Linked DNA regions of Homo sapiens: region 2 is linked to region 1. Evidence: chromatin loops called from intact Hi-C (ENCODE). Cell type or tissue: Caco-2. All regions are shown on one strand. Links, peaks and the distances in the headings refer to the core of each region. The heading gives the core; the rest is flanking DNA. Region 1 overlaps DLG2 (discs large MAGUK scaffold protein 2). Region 2 overlaps DLG2 (discs large MAGUK scaffold protein 2).

The links. Peaks named below come from ENCODE experiments on the same cell type or tissue, not always from the same donor. Only the 100,000 strongest peaks of a DNase experiment are listed, where the experiment ranks them.
Region 2: it touches region 1 in a loop (3-fold over the local background); 2 of 110 quality-filtered maps call a loop at or near these places.

Annotation. Positions count from the first base shown.
Region 1 is chr11:83,848,263-83,858,107 of GRCh38, forward strand. The region is part of intron 16 of DLG2 (discs large MAGUK scaffold protein 2); the gene reads right to left. Among named protein-coding and RNA genes, the nearest start is that of DLG2-AS2, 220 kb to the left of the region's middle. In Caco-2, for the core only: no CTCF peak of the experiment used is centred there; no DNase peak of the experiment used is centred there.
Region 2 is chr11:83,917,388-83,927,232 of GRCh38, forward strand. The region is part of intron 15 of DLG2 (discs large MAGUK scaffold protein 2); the gene reads right to left. It overlaps LOC124902729 (a long non-coding RNA gene), which reads left to right. Exons shown (of 3, transcript XR_007062821.1): 2 at 1,510-1,626; 3 at 2,168-2,220. Among named protein-coding and RNA genes, the nearest start is that of DLG2-AS2, 280 kb to the left of the region's middle. In Caco-2, for the core only: no CTCF peak of the experiment used is centred there; a DNase peak (open chromatin) is centred at 4,605.

The DNA.
Region 1 (9,845 bases), core at 884-8,883:
CTAGCATCTAGTCTAGTGCCTGGTACAGATTAGGTACAGATTAGTGCCTGGTACAGATATTTTTTGAATAAATTAATAAATAGGTGGTCTTATCCTTTGCTATATTGATAATCCACTAATTCATATCTCTAGCTCAGATCAGTCTTCTCTACTCCAAATTTCTATTCAGTTGCTCCAGAATGAAATCATTATTTTCTCCCAGAATTTTTTTTCTCCCTTTTGTTCCTTATCTGGGTTAATTGTGTCTGCCCAATTTTCAAATCAGAAACTTCTGCATTTTCTTCTCTACTGCTCATCTAGTACTTCCAATCATCCAACAAATGCAGTCATCTTTAATTCAGAAATGCCTCTCACGTCATCTTAGTATTGTTGCCTTAGTTCAGGCCCATGACATCTCTGCCAGGGATCCCTAACTAGGATTCTCCTAACAATATGAAGTAACTATTAATTTGGGCTCCATGGACTTCTTCAATCTCAACTTCCAATACATTCCTTCTGGCACTATACCTATCAATTATGCATAAATTCCTGTGTGGCCCTCATGGTCAGACTCTCCTGTGCCATTTGTGTGTTCTTCCTCTGTTTGGAATGCCCATCTCCAGATGAACCAGTTTATCCTTCAACAATTCCACAGGCACATTTAGCCATCTCCTGGGCAGTGTTCCCAGAGCATTTTATTTGGGGGCATTATAGCACTATCACTTAAAAATAGATACAGATATACGTATCTGTCCTCTACCAACTGGGAATTCTTTATGCACAAAAAATATATCTATTCAATTTTTTGAAGAATGACTTATTCCTCTGCAGTAGTTAATTACCCAGCTTTGGTTTCAGACACACATCTAAGTTTAAAACTGAGATTTGCCATTTATTAGCTACAAGACTTTGGTCAATTTACTTCATCTTGTTGAACCTCAGTTTTTATATCCCAAAATGGGTATAATGGTAGTACTTACATTGTGGTTTTTGTGAGGATTAAATGGGATAATAAATGCAAATTCCTGGACCATATTAATAAATAAGGGAGATAAATAAATATAAATAAATAATATATATAATAAATTAATAAATAATAAACAAATAAAAAATTGCAAGCTCTTAATAGCCATTCAAATGTTTATCGAGCATAAACATTTGTCAAGTATTGTGTTATAGATGAAGATTATTATGACCGACTTGGTCCTCATAGAATTTCTAATCTAGAGGAAGAAATAAGACATAAATATAGAGACATAGATATTTGAAACGAAATGTAGAATAATAAAAGAGATACATAAAAATTGTTATGAGGGCCTGGGATAGAAAGAAATAATTTCTAGATGGGGGTCTATGGAAGGTTTGCTGAAGGAGATCACACTTTAATTACACAGGAAAACATGGCCAGAATTATTTGCTTTGTGAATTACTTCTCTCAGCATAGCATGTGCTTTGCAAGGGCAGATGCAGGTTTTATGTGGTCTGGAAGTTTTACAATCTGGAGCTCCTTTTTTTTTTTTTTTTAAAAAAAAAGCATAAAATATTACATTTATAACGCGAATTTCTTATTTACCCAGAATGCTAGTGCCTGACATCTAAAATGTGCTTACTGTAAATGAACTCCCTTTCCCCCGGCCTTCGTGTCTCCAGTACCCAGCAAAATGTCTAGCAAACAAGGTACAAGAGCTTGAAGAGGTCCATGTAATTGAAGGGCCTAGGGTTTCAAGGTAAATACACTTCTGGTGCTGTGCTTGGCGCTGGAAATATAACTATAAATACAATTTAGGTCCTGACTTAATGGGCTCTCATCCTAGGGGGACAGGGAGGTAAGTAAAAATAACTAATTATAATAACATTCATTCATCCGTAACATTTGGGGTAAGTGTGTGTGTGTGTGTGTGTGTGTGTGTGTGTGTGTGTTTTTTTACTTGAGACGGAGTCTCACTCTGTCTCCCAGGCTGGAGTGCAGTGGCGTGATCCCGGCTCACTGCAACCTCCGCTTCCCGGGTTCAAGAGATTCTCCTGCCTCAGCCTCCCAAGTAGCTGGGATTACAGGCATGTGCCACCACTCCCGGCTAATTTTTTGTATTTTTAGTAGAGATGGGGTTTCACCGTGTTAGCCAGGATGGTCTTGATTTCTTGACCTTGTGATCCACCCCTCTCTGCCTCCCAAAGTGCTGGGATTACAGTCATGAGCCACCGCGGCAGCCCGGGGTAAGTTTTCTAATAGATAGGAGAGCACTGATTTGATATAGAGAGATGGGGAGTGGGATAATAATTAATGAATAAGGAAAAGCATAAATTAAGGAAGTCAGGGAATATGTGGTGTTTGAAGGAAAGCAAATATTTTCACTGGACTACAATGTACCATTCTAGCAGGGGTGTGGTGGAGACATGAAGGCAGAGGCCAGATCAGGAAGAGGTTCTTAGACAGGGCAAACAGAGATTCAATTCTTAATACTCAGAAGAACAGAGCAGAATATTTGCATATACTTTCTTCATTCATTTAACCAAGGTTTGGCCAGCAGCTACTGGGCTCGACCCTGGCTGAGCCTTGCACATACAAAGCTATACAAGAGCTCTCTGTCCCTGAAAAGTTTACACTCTGCATTATGTGTTGAATTTTGTGTCTCCAACCCTAAAGAAATTTTGAGGCCGGGCGCGGTGGCTCACACCTGTAATCCCACTACTTTGGGAGGCCGAGGCGGGCAGATCACGAGGTCAGGAGATCGAGATCATCCTGGCTAACACGGTGAAACCCCGTCTCTACTGAAAAATACAAAAAATTAGCCTGGCGTGGTGGCGGGCGCCTGTAGTCCCAGCTACTTGGGAGGCTGAGGCAGGAGAATGGTGTGAACCTGGGAGGTGGAGCTTGCAGTGAGCTGAGACCGCGGCACTGTACTCCAGCCTGGGTGACAGAGTGAGACTCCGTCTCAAAAAAAAAAAAAAAGAATTTTTGAAGTCCTAACTGTCCCAATACCCCAGAATGTGACATGTTAGGAAAGGATTGTGGCAGATGTTAGATGTTAAGAAGAGGTCACAGTGGAGTAGAATGAGTCCCTTATCCAATCTGACGGGTCTCCTTATAAGGAGACAGCCAGGGCTGGGCGGGGTGGCTCATGCCTATAATCCCAGCACTTTGGGAGTCCAAGGCAGGTGAATCACCTGAGGTCGGGAGTTCGAGACTAGCTTGGCCAACATGGTGAAACCTCTTCTCTACTAAAAATACAAAAAAATTAGCTGGGTGTGGTGGCAGGCACCTGTAATCCCAGCTACTCGGGAGGCTGAGGCAGGAGAATTGCTTGAACTCGGGAGGCAGAGGTTGCAGTGAGCGGAGATGGAGCCATTGCACTCCAGCCTGAGCAATAAGAGTGAAACTCGGTCTCAAAAAAAAAAAAGGCGGGGCGTGGTGGCTCTTGCCTGTAATCCCAGCACTTTGGGAGGTCAAGGTGGGTGGATCACGAGGTCGGGAGTTCAAGACCAGCCTGGCCAAATTGGTAAAACCCTATCTCTGCTAAAAAAACAAAAATTAGCCGGGCATGGTGGCGGGCACCTGTAATCCCAGCTACTCAGGAGGCTGAGGCAGAGAATTGCTTGAACCCAGGAGGCGGAGATTGCAGTCAGCCAAGATCGTGCCACTGAACTCCAGCCTGGGTGACAGAGCGAGACTCCGTCTCTTAAAAAAAAAAAAAAAAAAGACAGCCATGTGAAGACAGAGATACACCAGGAGAATGCCATAAGAAGATGGAGGCCAGTGTTGGAGTGGTGCAGCTGCAAACCAAGGAACACTCGAGGTTGCTGGTAAAACTCCAGAAGCTAGGAAGAGGCAAGGAGAGTCCCCTACAGGTTTCAGAGGGACCAGGGCCTGCTAACACTTTGATTTTGGACTCTAGCCTCCAGAACTGAGAGACAATACATTTCTGTTGTTTTAAACACTCAGTTTGAGTAGCTTGTTATCTGAGACCTAGGAAGCTAATACGTTCTGGTAGGGGCTACGTGAGCCAATGCACAAACTGACATGAACATCACCTGCCTAGAGGGGCAAAAGGAGTCACTGAGGCTGACTCAATCCCTATGACCTGTCACTTCAGAAAATGGATTTGAAATAAAAGTATAATCATACCAGTGCAGTTTTGGGAGCTGTTACCAGGTGCCTGGGCAGAAAGCCTTATATTCAAATGGCAAAGCTTTCCATAAACCTCATTAATAGAATTTCAGAAGTTTTCATGTAGTTAAGATATGTATGTAAGAATTACTGTGGAAAAAAAAGACAAAGGACTACCATGAATGCATCATTAATTACTATTACTGAAATTCATTTTCAAAGATAATATGTAAGGAAATACAAACATCTTACTAACCTTTAGCTGTAGTTGAACTCTAAAAATTCTTTCCTTTAAAAGAAACATTCAACTGTTCTCTTCTCTGGGGGTATCACAGGTGTTGTCCTGTATAAATGTCCTGTATAAATGTTTTACCAGCTACAAGTTCTGTTTTTTTGCTAATTCTAGGGGAGGCTTTACATAACAATTAGTTCAGCCCTGATGAGTTTTCTAATTCCTTCTTTTCTTTATCAGGAAAAAAGAGGAAGAGCATTGCTTCCCATCCTTGCTTTCTCAATTGAGAAATTTCATTGATCTTACTGACCTACTTTCCCTTTCTACCCAGACTCCTGCCCTTAGAGCAGAGGTTAGCCAAACTCTTCTTGAACATGGCATTCTTAAAGTTATTCATTAACTATTTCCTTTAGTCACAGCAAAATCTGAAAGCCAACTTTGGACACTGATAAGAATGGGAAGTGATTTTTAGAAGAATCATCAAAATTTTTCCTCTAAACAAATATGTGTAGCCTCATCTTCTGACAAACCCTCAAAAATACTCTAAATTCCAATCACATAAAATCCCCTTGATTTTCTCCGAATTCCTAGCTTTTCTTTAAGTGGACTCTTTCCCTCACCTTGGTCTTTCCATGTATAGTCCTTTCTGCCAGCAGTTGGCTTCCTCTCTTTTATATACCTAGGAAACTTTCCCTCATTCCTCATGAATAGTTGAACAACATTTGGTCTCCTCAGCTCTCCCTAACACTAGTTCCTCTAGGATTCTATTGCACCAAATTCATATTGTGATTATCCTAATTATCACACTCTATCTTTTTATCCATTTAACAAGTATCTGTTGAGGGTCTACTATACTCCTGGAGGGCTCCACTGTGGCTAGGATTATTACCATAAAGCAGATGGTTTCTGCTCCCAAGAAGTTCACAACATAGAGGCTTATTAGAAGAGTAAACTAGAAATTATAAGCCAGAACACTAAAGTTATAATCTTGTACAATAAAAATTTATTTGCATACTTGCTTTTCTCACTTGACTCTGAGATTCTTGAGTATTTTATTTACTTTGTGAGTTAGTGTCTGATATCTAAAAAGTACCTAATAACACCCATTGAAAATGAAAACTTTCAGTAAACTAGGAATAGGGGAACTCCTCAACTTATTAAATAATATCTACAAAATCCCTACAGCTAATATCATGCCTAATGGTAAAAAAAACTTGAAGCTTTCCCACTAAGATCAGAAACAAGGCAAGAATGTTCCCTTTCACCACCGCCTTTCGTCATCATACTGCAAGTTCTAGTTAATACAATCAGACAAGAAAAGGAAATTAAAAGCATACATATTAGGAAGGAAGAAATAAAACTGTCTTTGTTCACAGATAACATAATACTCTTTGTATAAAATCCAAGATAACTGCCAAAATCTCCTGGAACTAATAAGCAATTAGAGCAAGGTTGTAGAATAAAGGATTAGTACAAAAAAGCCAATTAATTTCCTATATGCTAATGATGAAAAAGCGAAAACTGAAATTACAAATATAATGCCATTTATATTAGCACCCCTGAAAATGACATACTTAGTTATAAAGCTAACAAAATATGTACAAGACCTATATGAAAAAAACTACAAAACTCTGATGCAAGAAATCAAAGAACTAAATAAATGGAGAGATAGTCCATGTAAATGGAGACCTAGAAATACTCAATATTGTCAACATGTTAGTTCTTTCCAACTTAATTTGTAGATTTAGTGCAATCCCAATCAAAATCCTAGCAAGTTATTTTGTGAACTTTATATGGAGAGGCAAAAGACCCCAAATAGCAAGCAAATATTGAAAGAAAAAACAAATTTGGAGGATAACACTACCTAGCTTCAAAATTTTCTATAAAGCTATAGTAATCAAGACAGTATGGTATTGGTGAAAGAGGAGACAAACATGGTGCTAGAACAACTGGACATCCACATGCAAAACAGAAAAAAATAGGTAGACACAGACATTATACCCTGAACAAAAATAAACTCAAAATTCATCACAAACCAAAATGCAAAACACAAAACTATAAACTCCTTGGAGATACTGTAGGAGAAAATCTAGATGACCTTGGGTTTTGAGATGACTGTTTGGATACAACACCAAAGGCATGATTCATGAAAGAAAGAACTGATAAGCTGGACTTTTTTATTTTATTAAAATAGAACATATGTTTTTAACATATGTAAACATATGGACAGTTTTTATTTTATTAAAATAAAAACAGTCTGCTCTGTGAAAGACAACGTCAAGAGAATGAAATGACAAGCTAAATACTGAGAGAAAATGATTACAAAAGACATGTCAGATAAAGAACTATTATTAAAAATATACAAAGAACTCCTAAAACTCAACAAACAAACAAAATCTAAAACTGACAAACAACTCAACTAAAAATGGGCCACAGAACCTCAGACACCTCATCAAAGAAGATAAACAGATGACAAATAAGCACATGAAAAGACGCCTCACATCATATATCATCAGAGAAATGCAAATTATAACAATAATGAGATACCACTACACGCCCATTGAAATGGTCGAAATCCAGAATACTGACAAAAACAAATGCTGGCAAGGATGTGTACCTGCACTTATTCATTGCTGGTGGGAATGCAAATGGTATAGTCACTTTGGAAGATAGTTTGGTGGTTTCTTACAAAACTAAACATACTCTTACTATATGATCCAGCAATTGTGCTCCTTGGTATTTCTCCAAAGAAGCTGAAAACACATGTCCACAAAAAAACCTGCACCTGCATGTGAATAGTTCTAGCAGCTTTATTAATAATTGCCAAAAGTTGGAAGCAATCAAGATGTCCTTCAGTAGGTGAATGGATAAATACACTGTGGTACATCTAGAAAATGGAACATTATTCATCACCAAAAAGAAATGAACTACCGAGCCACAGAAGTACATGGAGGAAACTTAAATGCATATAAGCAAAAGAAGCCAATCTGAAAAGGCTACATACTGTATTATTCCAACTATCTGATACTCTGGAAAAAGTAAAACTATGGAGACACTAATAAAATCAGTAGTTGATGGGGTATAGGGGGAGGAAGGGATGAATTGGTAAAAGAAGATACAATTTTTAAAAAACTTTTAAGTTCAGGGATACATCAGGAGGCTGAGGCAGGAGAATCGCTTGAACCTGGGAGGTGGAGGTTGCAGTGAGCCAAGACCGTGCCACTACACTCCACCTGGGTGACAGAGACTCTGTCTCAAAAAAAAAAAATTTTCAGGGATACATATGCAGGTTTGCTACATAGGTAAACTTGTTTGTTGTACTTGAAGGTTTGTTGTACAGGTTATGTCATTGCCCAGGTGTTAAGCCTAGTATCTATTAGTTATTTTTCCTGATCCTCTCCCTCCTCCCACCCTCCACCCTCTGTCAGGCCCCAGTGTGTGTTGTTCCCCACTATGTGTTTATGTGTTCTCATAATTTAGCTTCCACTTATAATGAGAACATGTGGTATTTGGTTTTCTGTTCTTGCATTATTTTGCTAAGGATAATGACTTCCAGCTCCATCCATATTCTTGCAAAGGACATAATCTCCTTTTTTTTATGTCTGCATATAATTCATGGTGTGTATGTACCACATTTTCTTTATCCAGTCTATCATTGATGGGCATTTAGGTTGATTCCATGTCTTTGCTATTGTGAATAGTGCTGCAATGAACATATGCTTGAATTTTCTTTATAATAGAACAATTTATATTCCTTGGTTATATACCCAGTAATGGGATTGCTGGGTCAAATGGTATTTCTGACTCTAGGTCTCTGAGGAATTGCCACACTGCTTTCCACAATGGTTGGACTAATTTTCACTTCCACCAACAGTGTAAAAGCAGTCCTTTTTCTCCACAACCTTGCCAACATCTGTTGTTTTTTGACTTTTTGATAATAGCCATTCTGACTGGCATGAGATGGTATCTCATTGTGGTTTTTTGATTTGCATTTCTCTAATGATCAGTGATGTTGACCTTTATTTTCATATGATAGCTGGCCACATCTATGTCATCTTCTGTAAACTTTTCATGTCCTTTGCCCACTTTTTAATGGGGTTGTTTGTCTTTTTCTGTACATTCCTTTAAGTTTCTTAAAGGATATTTGACCTTTCTCAGATGCGTAATTTGGAAATATTTTCTCCAATTCTGTAGGTGGTCAGTTTACTCTGTTGATAGTTTCTTTTGCTGTACAGAAGCTCTTTAGTTTAATTAAATATCATTTGCCAGTTTTTGCTTTGGTGTAATTGCTTTTGGCACCTTCATCATGAAATCTTTGCCTGTGCCTATATTCTGAATGGTATTGCCTAGGTTGTCTTCCAGGGATTTTATAGTTTTGGGTTTTACATTTAAGTGTTTAATCCATCTTGATTTATTTTTGTATCTGGTATAAGAAAGGAGTACAGTTTTAATCTTCTGTATATGGCTAGCCAGTTCTCCCAGCACCATTTATGGAATAGGGAATCTTTTCCCCATTGCTTATTTTTGTCAGGTTTGTCAAAATCATATAGTTGCAGATCTGTGGTCTTATTTCTGGGTTCTCTATTCTGTTCCATTGGTCTATGTGTCTGTTTTTGTGCCATGCAGTTTTGGTTCATGTAGCCCTGTAATATAGTTTGAAGTCAGCTAGTGTGATGTCTCCAGCTTTGTTCCTTTTGCTTATGATTGTTTTGGTTATTAAGGATCCTTTTTGGTTCCATATGATTTTAAAATAGTTTTTTTCTAGTTCTGTGAAGAATCTCATGGTAGTTTAACAGGAATAGCACTGAATCTATAAATTGTGTTGGGAAGTATTGCTGTTTTAATGATATTGATTCTTCCTATCCATGAACATGGAATGTTTTTTCATTTGTTTGTGTCATCTCTGAGAACCCTGGTAAGATACTTAACAAGAAGATCATCCCCAAGACACATAATCATCAGAATCTCCAAGTTCAGATAATTTTTAGGGCAGGGAAACTATTTTGTATGACACCATAATTCCAGATACATGTCATTATACGATTGTCCAAACCCTTAGAATGTGCAACACTAAAAGTGAACGCTAATGTAAGCTATGGACCCTGGATGATAATGATGTATCAATGTAGCATAATCAATTCTAACAAATGTACTTCTCTGGTGGAGGATGTTAATAACAGGTGAGGCTATGCATGTGTTGGGGCAGGACACACATGAGAATTTTCTACATTTTCTGCTCTTTTTTTTTTTTTTACTATGAACCTACAGCTGCTCTGAAAAATAAAATCTATTAAAAAGTGGTTAATGAATACAAGTTCTCTTTGCTCCTATGTCCTAAATACCTGGTAAAATAGTAGGCACAAAGAATATGATCAATGAATCATTATGGAATGAAAACCTAAAAGACATCTAAATCTCAGTGCGAACAAGTTGATCCTAAGAACTGATTTTGATAAAAGGAAGATTGCAGCACTGGGGACCAAAAACAAAGGAGGGTGGTTAAGAGATGAAGACATTCGATCTAGCACA
Region 2 (9,845 bases), core at 951-8,950, 69 kb after region 1:
ACCTATGTTAGAGGCATCCACATATGGTGAAACTTCTCCAGAGCATCTGATATTGACACATGTTTAGTATAGATGAAAAAGACTTTAACAAAAAGCAGACACTGTTATAGTACATAATAGATGGGTTGATGAAAATCAGTTTCTGTGTCCTAACTCTGAAATCAAAAAATCCCAGGGGAAACTATGTGCATCACCATCCCCCAAGAGAACAAGGATGAAATCTGACCCTGCTGGAAGGACTTCCCTCTGTCTGCCAGTTCTTCCGCACATATCCTTGAGCCTGAAGAAGAGCTTCCATTAAATGTGAACTCTTCCTTTGAGCTATAAGACTATAAATCACAGTCGTAGGTAAATACCCACCACTTGTCATTCCAATGAATGTCTACTACGTGCTCATGTGTCACATGATAACATACAGCATGGTTCCTACCTTTAAACAGATGACAGAAATATATTCTGTTTTCATAGTTATTACTAGAGTTACACAGTTATTACTAGAGGAAAATCTACAATTCGATTCTGGCTGTTCTTGAAGTTCATTATTCCCTTAGGCATTATGGGATGAAAGTGCATGAAGAAGAATGAAGGATTGTTTGCAAGTCCCCTTAGTAGCTGATTTTGAACCTACCAAGCAGAAAGGTAGGGTCTGAAAACAGTAATAATGTGAGAAGGCAGATGTCCCATTACAAAGAGCTTGGATCTTGAACACATGTGAATTTCTACTTGTTGACCTAGGGAAAGAGAGAGGGCTCCATGGCATTCCATGAAAGAGGTCTCACTGTGGGCTAAAGCAAGAACATGAGATACATTAGGGGGCCTTTTACAGAGAATGGAAAGAAGAAACCAACAGTATACGTATAGGTGAGAACTCAGGAGAGACAACTAGCATTGTGGAGCTATGATTTACAGCAGAAGGTCTTTGATCGGAGGTTCATAGGTGCTCTCGACCTATTGGATACCAGTAGCTGCCTGAGGCCTCAGTGGCCAAGGCATTCACTCACACCTATCCTGATTTCCTACAGTTGCCATCCCCATTCTTCCTGTGGTAATTCTTTAACTTCAGGGTTTTAAAAGGTATATCGTCTTCTAAGAAAAGGTTTGTTGCTCCTGAACCTGAATGTTAATGCTACTTAACAACAACAGAAACGTCCATGTTTGTCTTTTTTGTTTCTCTGCTGGGAAAAGTGCCTGAATTAGAGGCTGACTTTATGAGTCACAAGAATCCCAGAGGAAAAGGCTCCAGTATGAAAATCAGGGCAGGGAACCTGGCCAGCACAGGAACAGAGCTGCTGTGGAAGATAGAAAGTGAAGTAAAGTCCCTGCCTGAGGAAAGAGGCCTCAGCTGACCATGGGTCCCACACGGCGCCTGTCAAAGGGCAGAGTGGGGATCTCAGTGCTGTAACATGAGACTCCCCTCTGTGAAGTCACAGCCCAAGGTGGAAAAATCTTGGTCAAAAAAAAAAAGTCTTTGTAAAATAAATTGAAGGCTTCTCATCTTGCCTCTGCCAGACACTGCCCAGTTCTTAGAAGTCTAGCGTCAACATGGAGCTCCAGTGTGGACAAGAGTGGGAAAGGAGATGCATATCCAACATAACATCACTCAAAGCAATTGGGACAGTGACAAAGGTGAGAAGAGTAAGGAAGTTCTTGTAAGTGAGGAGATTTCTATGGGAAAACAATAAGGAAAGTGTTGTATTGTGAAAGTGTGGAAATGGTTGCCTAGGACATCTTGTGATTCACCAACAGGCCCTATAAGGAGGGAAAGAATAACCACAGAACTCCAGCAATTATAATGGTAGAAATCTGGTAGAGGCTCTGTTTTATATTTCACAGCTGCTTTCCTCATGTCCAGTGTAGCTTAGGGTCTACAGGTACCATAGGCCCTGTACTATTTCACTGATGGTGAGAATAGTAAGAACTTACCAAGTAACTGGTCAGATAGAAAGGAAAACGGGGCTACTATCTGACCTTCAGGTTTCCCATGCAGAGTCTCTGAATACCCAGCATTCAATAAATACAAATCTATATATAGCTATGGAAAAAAATCAGGCTGGATCCAAAATAAATAAGGCAGAAGCTGATTAAAATTCATACATATTTGAAATATTCTATCCATAATAAATTTCTAGACCTTTTATTTTCTTATTTCTCCTTTTTTACATTACAGGTGGCTGTTGACTATATCCACAAAAGAAACTCTCTAGGTCCAGTGGTCCCTAAATCTTCTGAGAACAGGGGTCAGCCACATCTGGATTGCATATCCTCAGAAGTGCTAACCTTATAATATGAATTTAATGCCTGTTTGGGGTCTGAGTGACAGTTTCCTCATCTGGAAAATATAGAGGTTGGACTAAACTGTTTAGTCCAATCTTTGTACCCAACCATCTCTGAACCTATGTTAGCATCTAGTTATTTTTTTCCCATAAGGCTGATGGAATAATATCTTTACAATTATGCCGGAGGCATAGGAAAGAAAACAGAGCATGAATTAGATGAATTTGAAGGAGATCTAAATAACACAGAGAAATGAAATTCTTATTCATATCCTGATATCCATCTTCATTTGGGTCAATTTATTATGTTAGGCAGGTTGCTCAAAGAACACTTGGTCACGGGGATGAGTTAGGGCTGAAATCTAGTCTGAATGCTGTTCACCATGCCACAGACCCTGACACAGTGCGTGCCAGAAGAAGGGGAGCCTTCGTAAAATTTGGACAAAGGCTTTGGCCGCTTAGTAGTGGCCCAGTGTACCCTCTCCTTTTAAAAGCAAGCCATAAAATTCCTCTTTACCCTCTAAGGTATTCATTTCCTCTGGCATAGAGTGATCTTAAGTTTTAGTATTCAATTTGGAACACACACACCTACTGACTTTAAAAGCCCTCTTCAAGAGATCCTTTAAACCTCATATGAGCTGAAGGTCTACAGAACCAAATTAAAGGGTTGATAGGGAAGGTTTATTTTCTCTTCTCTGAGAGGCAGATTTTAATCTTTTAATTAAAATAAAATTCTACATTCTAAAATATTTAGATCTCTATATAAATACAGGCAGGCTTGCACAGCCCTTCCCCCATACTGCCAACCCTACCATTCATCTCCCTTCACAATTCACTGGACTCACTATTAAGTTATGAATGGAAACAGTCTTTTATAACAGTCTTTTGAAAAAAAATCATTCTCACCTCAGCCTGAGGTATCTATTGGGGGGGTCACAATACATCATCTCACATATACAAATATAATGATAGCTAAAATTTATGGAGCACTTCATATTTATCAGGTATTGCTCTCAGCACTTTATATAAAACCTCTTGAAATCCTTATAGGTACCCCATGAGATTGATACTACAATAATTGCTACCTTTTAGAAAAGTCCCTTGCTCAAGTTTACAAAGCTAGAAAGTTGTGGAGGCAAAATTCAAACTCTAATATTTTGTGTTCTAGAGTCTAGTTTCCTAACCATATATTCATTGTCTGTCTATCTATCTATCTTCATATATCAATCAGTCATCTGTTGATATATCACCTATCTACTAAAAAGATGTGACTATTGTTTAATGGGGTGTACTTTTCTCTGAAGCAGAATTCAATACTTGAAGAATTACTACTATAATATTCAGTCAATATTTATTAAGCACATTTAAAAACACAGACTCTAGTACCAGCCTAGTTAGGTTCAAATTCTACCTTAGAAAGGTTAGCTAACTGTTTCATCACCTGCAAAATGGGATAATAATAACACATACCTCCCTGGGTTGCTGTGGAGATTAATGAGTTAATTTGTATAAAGTTCTGCTGGGTAGGTAACAAGATGATAAACAGTGATTGTTGTAATCATTATCCTCATAGTTGCCATCATCATCATCTGTATTGTCATTGTTACTATTAGTACTATATGCCAGGTACGATTTTTGGCACAGGGAATAAAATGATAAATAAAACAAAACTTCTGCTCAAATAAAATTAATATTCTAAGTGTAATTTCTGATGACCTCATTTGCAACTATCTCATCTCATTGTTTCCATTTGTTTCTCAAACCATGTACCGTAATATTTCCATAAAATTGGGATGATCATAGCTACCGCATAAGTCATTATAAGGTTAAAATGAGTTGGTACATATAAAACTTCTGGAATAGCGCATAGCACCTAAGGGCACCCAATACACATCAGTGGTTTTAATTAATATCTACGCAATGGGTGTTATGGTTTAACGTTACTATCTTGATTCTGAGTCCTACAATTTGTTGCCATGGTGATTTTTGCATAGAATTTTCTCATAGGTAGTTTCCTTCACAAAGGAATGCTTTTGAAGCTGTGCTTATTCTCTGTTTTCTTATTGCTACCCAATAATTTGATGGTTACTAAAGTAAATACAAAGATTGCTCCCAAAACACAAACAGACATACTAAAACTAACAGAAAATATTCACATCATCTCAGATAGAGATATTATCTCACTTTTAACTTTTTTTTAAAAAGCTAATCAATTAAATTTAGATTGCTTTATCACGGAGTTATTTGAACGTCACAGAATAGGAATTCTGGAGTAAAACCAATCTGGTTTCACTTCCCAACTCTGTTATCTCAAGGTATTTGACCCTCATGAAGCCTCCTGACTCTACCTGCCTGGGTTGTTGTGCAGAGTAAATAAGAGCTTTTAAAACAGGGTGAGTTCCTTGTTTTCTGTTGTCCTTTACATTACAAAATGTTAACTGTGCTTTTAAAACAATTATTGAATTCTTAATGAAAGAATATCTTCCCGCTAGTATCAAAAAATAGTGAGGGACAACAATGAATGCTGTAAATTTAAGAAATTATCTATTGAGACAATGCATTAATATAAAATCAAGGGGTATTTCTTTCCATGTAAACCCTTTCACAGATTGCATTGCAGAGGAAATAGGCTATAAAACCAAATGTAGCAAGAGTGGCCTCTGTCACTCTGGGAGTCAATTAATCTCTCCTTATTTTCCTTAATTCATATTGGGTTTAGTGATCACCTACTTCAAAAAGGGAGTGACAGCGTTTGAAAAATAAGCTACTACATAAACTTAGAAAGGGGCTATGCCTTGTGAGTCATTCTCAGAGGGCTCAGTCTCTTGGTTTTAATTAAAAGTGAAATAAAGAATTCTTTAAGATTATATCAGCCTTTTAAGGGCATAAGAAGGTCACTGATTTGTAAGCATCTTCTTTCTTTTTCTAATGGTGCTGTTTCCCAGATTGAATCGTGTGAACAAGGCTCAAATTTCCTTTCAGAATCTACAGATTCGTGGCAGAGTGGATGTGGGAAGTGGGGAACAGAGTGAGAAGCTACAGTGTACAGAGTGAACGTGATTAAGGCTCTGTGAGAAGATGAGCTTGGATGTGAGAATGCCTTGGGTACAGCCCAGATTCCTCCAATTGCTAGATCAAAACACACACTTTGCAAAATTAATGAGATTATTAGAAACAATAAACTACCTATGTAAAGTGCCTGGCTACTGATCTGTGTACCATAAAGCGGCTATTATTTTGTCCACACTCCTGAGAAGAAACATGTAAGACAGAAATACCACTATGAGTAGATAGAAAAGTATCTCATATAAGTATAAAATCACATATGGGATTAGACACATGCTGCCATTTACAGGGAGCCTATAAACGTAATAATAAAAGGAAAAATATGTGACATTGATTATGATGACAAGAAGGATGGCTGCTAAGAATGATAGAAGGTCTCAGCCCAAACAGCTTTCTTATGACCTCAGGGGATTTGCCTGAACTGATAAACATTTTCTACCTGATTTGTGATAGCAACAAAAATCAATATACATGAGTTCAAGGCTTTAAAATAGAATACACATATGGGAACAATTAATAATGACTAATGTGGCTAGTGCCTGGATGAAAATTCATTTGCTCAATTTCCCTTGATCATCACAGCAATCCTATGAGGGGAACAGCACAGATACAATTATTCTTCTCACTTTCTAATGAGGGAATTGAGGCTCTGAGGGTGGTAACATGTTTAGCTAAAATGCACATGATTAGTATGGCCAAATGGGAGGCTTCAGACCTAGACAGTTCGGGCACAATCCTTAGCTCCTCTGTGACTTCACCTTGCCACTACCTCAAACAAGGGACCCGATATATTTTGTCTCCCTTCCCTCCCATTGTTTTCTAAAGAGTTTTATGTTTAAGTGTACTTATTGTGGACAAGAGTGCTCATTCTGTCCAACAGGGGCAAAGAATCACCCTCCAGTAAATATCCCAAGCCAGAAAATTCTTCCCCTGAGTCAGTCACCAAGTACCACCTGTTTTATTTAATAAATAGTTCTGAATCCATTTGTACCTCCCTATCTCGATAGTCTCAGTTCAGTTCTTCATTATTTCAACCCTGCTCTATAATATAATACTAACTAGTTTCCCTGCATTCAAACTTTTCCCACACAGGTGGCAGAGTGATCTTTTTAAAAATGCAAAGCAGCTTGTGTCTTTGCTCAGCTTTAAAACTCTTCAACAGCTCCCCACTGCCTATAGGATAAAGTACAAAATCCTCAGCTTGGTAAGTAAGATCTTCTATGATACACAGCTGCCTTTTTCTCCAACCTTATCACCCACCCAATAGCCCTCAGCCACACAGGTAGTCTGGTAGTCCCAGAAGGCATTGTGTGCCTTTATATAACACGATGCTTAACTTATTCCTATTTCTTTTACTTGGAACACATCTCTTCCCTAATCCTACTGATAAGCTCAGTGTCTTCATGAAAATGCCCAGAAAAACAAGGGCAGAGTTAGGTAATTCCTCCTATGTTTACCTTTAGAGACTTACATGCACTTCTATTAGAGATTAGTTTTGGAATTTGTATTTGATTTTGTATTTACAGACTTTGAAACAGTTAAAACATTAAAGGCCCAGTAAATTTTCTGCCACTCTGCAAGGAAAGAAAGCTTGCCAAAGATAAGTTTTAGTATTCAATTTGGAACACATATACCTGCTGACTTTAAAAACTCATTTAAGGGATCCTATAACTTCATATGGGCTGATAGTCTACAGAACTGAATTAAAGGGTTAAAATGGAAGGTTTACTTTCTCTTCTCTGAGAAGTAAATTTTGAAGCCTTAATGAAAACAAAATGGCATGTTGTAAAATACTTAGATCTCTATAAAAATACAGGCAGGCTTGCACAGCCCTTCCCCCATACTGCCAACCCTACCATTCATCTCCCTTCACAATTCACTGGACTCGCTATTAAGCTATGAACGGAAACAGTCTTTTATAACAGTTCTTTAATACAAATTAAAATTCATTCTCACCTCAGCCTGAGGTACTATTCAGGGGCTTACCATAACTCTGGCATATGATTGAGGTCTTATAAAATAAAGATCTTGCTCTGCATCCCAAAACTAAGAATGGCTTGAGGCTGCCAACGTTATGATTTCTACAAAGGTGGTAAATTATAAATGTGGATTCTCTGAGCCCAGCAGAGAACAGTTAGAAGTTAGACCTATGAGAAGATGAGTGTGCATTTTTCATAGATAATGCTTCTTATACATGATTAGAAATTGATGGCTAGGTGTGGACGGGGCCATTTCTTTGTGTATGTTAATGCCTCTGCAGAAGGAACAGTCTGAGGTCATATTTGCTTCCAACACTACCGCTTGTAATAATCTGATTGTAGTTATGCTAAATTAAATAAGCAGGAGGCCCTTAGGTTAACGCTGTCTCCATACTCTGAGTTCCCACATAACAATCTGAAACCTAACTTAGAAGTGTTACACAGAGTAGCGTTTCAGATACTCACAAGCAGCTGGGTTTCAGTCAATTGCAGGCAGCCAACTCATCACACCGTGCCCAAATAAAGCAGATGCCTAGCTGTAGCCCATCAGGTGATTTCTCTGCTTTGCTTCTGTGTACAGGCTATAAAAGGTTGCTTCTCAAACTGCTCAGTGGAGCTCTCTAAACCTCTTCTGGTTCTGAGTGCTGCCTGATTCATGAATTGTTCTTTGCTCAAATAAACTCTGTTAAGTTTAATTTCTTTAAATTTGTTATTTTAACAGCTACCTAGAGATTAGGTACATTTGAGAAACTGAGGCCTTTTAGCAGATATATATCACATGGTAAGTAATTCTTCATTTATATGTCTGTGAGATATTTAAGGGGAGAGACCATGTTTTTTTCACCTTTGAATCCCTAACATTAAGGATGATGCCTGGTAACTAGTTGAAGTCCCATGAATATATATATCCTTCAGTGAGTGAAGATGTTTTATGACGATATAGTGCTTCACAGTTCATTTCCCATCCAAAACCTGCCAATATATTTTAATTAGCCTTCATCTGGTTTATCTCAGCCTCTGTTATCAACTGCAAAATAACAATAATTAGGACCTTTTATGTAAAAGGACAAATAAATGTATGCCATAAATATTGATAAAACAGCCAAGAATACTATTCTCCTTGCCCTAGAAATATCAAAAGCTGAAAAACTTACTCTCCCAAAGTAGAAAAACCAATTAAAACATCAAAATTACCTTTTTTCAAAGAAAAAGAGATGTACTAGATAAGCAGGAGTCCCATAGAAATCCTATTTGTTTTTCAAATTTTAGTTTGATTTCAGGCTCTGCACATTTCTTGCTTCTGCAAGCATTAAGAAGTCAATTCCTCCAAACATAATCTGCAGCCATAGGCACTGTGCCAAGTAATTTAAAGTGCTTTCCTAAGAAAAACTAACAACTTCTCTGTTTTCTTTTAAACGGTCTTACAGAAGTAAATTGTGTGTACAATTAATTCATCCCTGAATGTTTGCTATTAATTCAAAGAGCTGAGAACTTGGGTATTCCCACTGAAGCTCAGAAAATACAGAAGACTGACTCAGGTTGCTTTTGCTGACTAACCTTTATTCTTCTAAATGTGGATTAGGAATTAAACTGATGTAAATGTAAGGATGGTTTCACATGCTAACTTTTCCAGAGCTAGTGCATATTCTAATCTGAAGCCATAACTGCTATATCAATATGGGCAAGTTTCTGGAATAGACTTCAGGAATTTTTCAAAAGCTCTGAACAAAATATACATCATTATCTACTGCATCCTAAAAATCAGGCATTTCTTCAACATTTTTGGCTTTTTCACCTTGCACCTTTGTAAAAAGTTGTCCCATTATAGTAGCATCTTGCACTTTGTGGATGATCCTTGATAAGGCTTAGCTAAATAAATTAATAGATATATTTTTATAATATCTTTTTTAGGGCAAAAGATTCTAGAATATTTATATTTAACCATGAGGTGTAATAAGACGTAGACTGTGAAGATAGTAGATTGGGTTCCACAACATTACTAGAGTTGGATAAGGGTTTTTCTATCTAATTCTAAGTTCTCATCTACTTCCGAGGGTCTATATGTTATTCAAGAACACAGAGAACAGCACACAGGTGATGGTGTCAAAAATGGAACCAGAATATTTTACTTTGCCCCTGAATTATTGGCTGCATTTCAAGATACAGTGGCTTGGAGAGGTATTTCCCATTGGAAAAATAAATAATATCTGAAATGAATTACTGAGTCCTCACGAAGAACTGACAGGTGCCTAATGGATTTATAATGTAGACAATCACCATAGACATAGTTTATGGTGAAAGTACGACATAAAGTAAGTTCTAGTTATTATTTGTTTCTATGCATGGATTCATTCATTCATGGAGTAGTTTTATATACCTACTAAGAACTAGGTAAAGCGCAGCTTGAGCTTACGACTTGTTTTCAAACAGGTAACAGTTTGCTTGTTTGCAGATTTTATTTCCATGTTTATGTATTCATCCAATAATCCTGAGCTCCTGCTAGCCAGATACTGTACTAACTGTTAGG